Linked DNA regions of Homo sapiens: region 2 is linked to region 1. A link is a contact called in ENCODE Hi-C or POLR2A ChIA-PET data. All regions are on one chromosome and are shown on one strand. The core of a region is the stretch at or near the end of the contact, and the rest is flanking DNA. Distances in the headings are between cores, read along the strand shown.

What was found. A loop is a pair of places that touch in the nucleus more often than their neighbours do. ChIA-PET counts read pairs that join two places held with the same protein, here RNA polymerase II (POLR2A). Pooled maps may share reads with other maps.
Region 2: a map of vagina shows a loop between it and region 1 (1.9-fold over the local background). The contact joins two enhancer-like sites. A Hi-C loop is called at or near these places in 3 of 168 maps with a recorded cell type or tissue (CD14-positive monocyte, ascending aorta and vagina) and 1 of 50 pooled maps. POLR2A ChIA-PET finds 5 or more read pairs at or near these places in 1 of 52 experiments (MCF 10A).

Annotation. Positions count from the first base shown.
Region 1 is chr15:39,402,402-39,405,154 of GRCh38, reverse strand. All of the region lies in intron 1 of LOC105370777 (a long non-coding RNA gene), which reads left to right. Among named protein-coding and RNA genes, the nearest start is that of LINC02915, 150 kb to the right of the region's middle. Within about 2 kb of position 1,339, at least 5 of the 41 ENCODE cell types and tissues checked have a DNase peak (open chromatin) inside an H3K27ac peak, as active enhancers do.
Region 2 is chr15:39,333,998-39,336,750 of GRCh38, reverse strand. All of the region lies in intron 1 of LOC105370777 (a long non-coding RNA gene), which reads left to right. Among named protein-coding and RNA genes, the nearest start is that of LINC02915, 85 kb to the right of the region's middle. Within about 2 kb of position 1,335, at least 5 of the 41 ENCODE cell types and tissues checked have a DNase peak (open chromatin) inside an H3K27ac peak, as active enhancers do.

The sequences.
Region 1 (2,753 bases), core at 90-2,589:
GCAAAAAGATAGTCACTCAAGTTAGTCATGTTGGGAAACTTATCTGTTTTAGGCAGTGGTTCCTCTCAGCAAGGGGTGGAAGATATGTGGTCCAGCCTCAGGCTAAAGCCGTTTCCCAGTACTATCACTAATACTAGTCCTGTGCTATTTCCAGCTCCAGCTCGTCATTTGTCTATTGGCTTGCGAAACTACCATCTAAGAGGGCAAAAGCATTTCTACTGCCTTGGGCCATTTCCTTCTGACATTCTTTACTGATGACCTCTGAAGCAGCTATGATCACTTCTTGGCATGTCAGACCATCATCTATTGGCTCTTTGTCTCACCAGAAACAGGCCAGCCCCAGCTGGTCCAAGCAATATGAGTGTGGGTTAACTTCAGGGATACAGGGTCCTGGGCTGGTTCCCAGCTGGTCTGCATTTAACAAAGCAAAATTGGGAGTTGTGATGATCTGGAGGTGTTCTGAAGGGGTGAACTGGTGGAATTACAAATTACTTAGTTCATTCCCTGCCCTCTAGTAGAAATGAATCTAAACTAATCCAGACTGGTAAGAAGGATAGACACAGTATTAAAGGCCTATTGCAAAGAAGATGCTATAGCTACTTTCCTTCATTTTGGTGACCCCAAACTTTGATGTTTCTTGGTGATGGAAGAACCATGACTGTCCCTCTTCCATAGAATTTTCCTTAGGGTCCACTGAATTCATGTACACATGCACACGCACACACACACACTCACACAGTTTACTATTACCATTAGGGACTGTGGTGCATGTGGCTGTGTGCTGAGGGAAGAAAAAAAATGCATAATAGCCTGCCTCCAAAAAAATGTATCAGATATAAAACATATGCAAAGACACATATGATAAGAACCATGTGAGTATGGACCATGAGTTAGATTTATGAGTGTGGGGTATTGTGAAGGAGGTGCATCTGCAGCTGAGAATCACAATACAACAACAACAACAACTACTACTACTACTTTTTAACATTTATTAAACAGTTGCTAAATTCCTGGTATGGTTTTAAATACCTTGACACACTCTTCTAAGTGCTTCATATATGTGTTTAATCATCACATTCCTCGAAGGAAGACAGAGGAGGAAATTGAAGCATTTAAGTAACTTGCCCAAGGTCACACAGCTGCCTAAGGGTGGAACTAGATTTAAATCCAAAGCAGTCAGGTTGCACAGCCTTGCTCCTGTCTCCCAAGTATGCTGTCAATAATCGAGGAATTTCAATATGCACAGAGAAGAGCAAAGGCTTTCCTGCTGAGAACAGACTGGTCAGTAAAGGAGTAGGGGTAGTAACGTTTTAGATGGGAGCAGCCTGGCTTGTGGGTGCTTAGTGTAGTGATTGGCACAATGCCTGGAATGGAGTAAGTGCTTGTTTGTTGAATTATAGGAATTTGAGTTATTGACTGAATGGCTAGAGAGAGATAATGTTAGAGAAGTAGGCTGTTATCAAATTGTGTAGGGTTTTGAATTTCAGCTTAAGTGGTTTAAACTTAGTACTGTGGATGATATCTTCTCTACAATGCTGGATTTCTGAAGAGGCCAACACACTAGTCTATAAATGTGCTATTCTATACATTCTTCTTTGCATTTTCTCTTTTTCAGTGCTTTGTATACAATTGCTAGAAAAAAATGGAAACCATGCTAATCGAGCCTATTACCAAATGCTTGCTAAATTTTGCTATTTAACTATAGAAGTTATATGTTAGCTTTAACTTGACAAGTCAGTCTTTGCTTGTGATGCCCATAGCCCCTTCTAAATATATGCTAATGGACAAGTCTTTAGGTAACCCAGTTATATATGGTGTGACCCTACTCTCTCTGGCTTCTGTGGGCATCATGACATGACAATGCACTTGCTTTTTAAATATCAAGAATATGGAAGCATTAGCAGTGGATGTAGAAACTGGAAGATTATGCTGAAGAGAATAGTCAAAGAGGACACAAAGAACTACATGTATAGTGAAATTATGAGGGAGTAGAGGTAATACATAGGGAGAAATTATTTTATGTATCTTGAGCCCAGACGTTTTGATTTCAAATTCAGTTCTGGATGCTTCCTGAAATTTTCTATAAAGTTAAAAGTCCTCCCACCCCTTTTCAATATTCATTCTCCTTGACTTTTCTGCTGCATTTTACATAATTGCTTGTTCACTTTTTTTGGAAACCCTTTCTACTGAAATGCGATATTCTCCTGGGTCTTCCCCCTTCCGCTACTGCCCCTATTCTCTTCTTAAGCACCTTTCCTTCTATGCTCAAGCCTTTGATGAAACACATTTCTTTTCTGACTTTCCCTCTGCATAATGTTATCCATGGCCAGGCTTTAAACCCTCATCACTTTTCATATGTGCCCCAAAGTATGCAGACAACAGAGACATCTTTTCCAAGCTATCATGGGAGGGCTCCCATTTCTAGTTCTTTGCACAGTGCTTCCAACTGGATAACACTAAATCAAGAACGTTCCATGTAGTTCCGTGGATGCCCCCTTGGTTCAAGACTTTATTACCTTTTACCTGGCATCTTTATTCCCAAAGGATTTTATATGCTGCTGCCAGATGAATCCTTAAATCACAGCTGTGATTCTGTCACTGAAGATTTTGGGTCCTAAATCTTCAGTGACTCCTGATCTACCAGAAAAAATTTACATTCCTTAACATCATACTTCAGTGCATCTTCAATATGGTTCCACCAGACGATGCCAGAATATCTATGTGTTGATGCTTTTGCAAGTAGAATCCTTCCT
Region 2 (2,753 bases), core at 86-2,585, 68 kb after region 1:
ATTGACTCCCCTCCATGGGCAGTGGCTCTTGGGAAAACTCATGTCAAATTATCCACCACGTTACACACTAGATATTTATGAAATATTCAGCTCTGAACTTGGCTGTGCAGGAGAGTCAAAAGAAAAAGGCATTATAGTTCTTATTTTAGGGGCATCAAAATTCAGTCATGAAATAAGAGGCAAATACACCTGAAAAAAACCTGAAAAAGCTTCACATTGTGAGGCATAAAAGTAGGTATTCTAGAAATTCAGAAGAGGGGATATGGGTGTGGGCAGGAGAAACCGAAGAGGGCTTCATGGAGGAGGGGGTGCTTCTGTGGGGGATTGAAGACTAGAGAGGAGACAGTGTCTTCACAGAATCACAGCCATTAGTGAAGGCTGAAAACTCAAGTCTGTTTCTCTGGGAGCCCAGTATCATCTCCATTACTTTACTCTTGCTTCTGTCACCAAAGGCTGTATTTAAAACATGGTAGGTGAGCAAGAGAACAGACGTTTCACCTTCTTTCCTCTCCCATAGTCACTTCTTGATTGCTGATGGCAACTCTAGTCGGTTTCTTGCTCAATTTCCAAATTCTCAATCCCCTCACAAGTTTCTGGGTCATTTCACTGGTGTCCTGAGTTATGGTATTATATTCAAGTTTACGGGCTAGGCGCAGTGGCTCACACCTGTAATCCTAGCAGTTTGGGAGGCTGAGGCAGGCGGATTGCCTGAGCTCAACAGTTCGAGACCAGCCAGGGCAACACAGTGAAACCCTGTCTCTACTAAAATACAAAAAAACTTACCCGGGCCTGGTGGTGTGCACCTGTAGTCCCAGCTACTCGGGAGCCTGAGGCAGGAGAATTGGTTGAACCTGGGAGGCATAGGTTGCAGTGAGCCGAGATCATGCCACTGTACTCCAGCCTGGGTGACAGAGCAAGACTCTGTCTCAAAACAAAAAAAAAAGATTATAAGGGCTGTCAGTGTTTATCTTTTCTTTTTACTCTTCTCATATGCTTGCCAAAGCAGAGGAGCTGAAATAATTTCTCTAAGAATTGTTAAATTTTCTGCTACAGTCAAATAAGATGTGATAGGCTTTACTCTTCATCCTGTCAGTGTGTGGTAATTTTATCAAATTCTACCAACAAAAAGCATGGGGTTCTGTTTGACCTGTTTGGCTAATGTTTCTAGGTGCCTTAACATTTAGGAAGGACCTCCTCAGGCTCCTCTTCTTGGACCTGGGTTGGACTCCTTAGGATTTTGGATTTAATAGCCTGAAGTGTAAAGGCCAAGAGCTCCAAGTGACTCACTCTGATTTCCTTATTGGGGGCCAGTTTGCAGCACTTTCCCGGTAAAGCAAACCTCTAAAGCATGTAGCAATTGCTGTGTACTTAACTTTTTGCAGAAAAGGGAAATGCAATTGGACGTGTAGCTTCTTGGAGGGAGGTTTTGGAAACAGAATGAATATATAAAGATGCCAGCAGGAGCCAGCTCGGGGGTAGATGAGGATGGCAGGTGGCGGCGAGGTGGGAGTGGTGAGGGGCCATGAGGAAGAGTGGTGGGAATGAGGCGGCAGCACCTCCATCCCAAGGAACTTTGCACATAGTGATGAAACAGTCTACCAGTGATGATATAGTCTACTGTTCTATGTCTTGTACTGAACTTGCAGTTGAACAGATGGTACAGTTCCTCCCTGTAGGCTGATGTCCCAACTTTTGTGTTAGTCTAGTGTGGCTGACGTGGGGAAATATTAAAAGTAAAGAACTGTGAGGAGTCTTGACTCCAGGGACCGCTCAAAAGCCACCCTGACCAATATCCCTGTTTCTGACATTGCAAATTCTGTCCTATTCATCCTCAGTGTCTGACACATAATGAATGTTTGTTGATCAAATAAGTGACCATGTGGGACTCACTGAAGAGCTGTTTTGTGAGAGAAAGGGAATACATAACAAGCTTTCCCTTGTCTTGGCAGGTCTTATGACAAATCTCAAACATAAAATTCAGGCTGGGCATGGTGGCTCATGCCTGTAATCCCAGCACTTTGGGAGGCTGAGGTGGATGGATCACCTGAGGTCAGGAGTTCGAGACCAGCTTGGCAAACATGGTGAAACCCTGTCTCTACTAAAAATACAAAAAATTAGCTGGACATAGTGGTGGGTGCCTGTAATCCCAGCTACTTGGGAGGCTGAGGCAGGAGAATCGCTTGAACCCAGGAGGCGGAGGTTGCAGTGAGCTGAGATCGCACCACTGCACTCCAGTCCGGGTGACCAAAAAAAAAGTCTCAAAAAAAAAAAAAATTCAATCTTGCATCCATTTTAGTGGCTCATCATTACCTTCCCCATCATCCCCTTCCCAGTCTCCAGAGTTAGGCATGCTTACTTAGTTAGGCAAGTGAGGATAACTTGCAATATCTCAAAATGTGACAAGTGGGTCTTTGATCTAAATATTTTCTTGAGCTAGAAGGCTATGGGCAGAGAGGATGGAACCCTGATTTCTCCATTGCTGCTTGCCACTGGGGAAAAGCGTTAGGAGTTCAGTGCCCTTTGTGTTCACTGCAGGAGTCGTCCTGCTGCCACATTATATTCCTGTCTAGAATTGCAGAGAAGAGACGTCAGGACTTGAAAAATTGCATATGCTGACATGTTCAGGGTTATGTTATCACTCTGTGGAAAGCCTTTCCACTGCTCTTAAAGTTCGTAAAAAATGATGTTTTCATCACCTCAGAGGGACTAAGCCAAACATTTGGTAAGTTTCTGCCTCAGTCTGTTTGTGGACT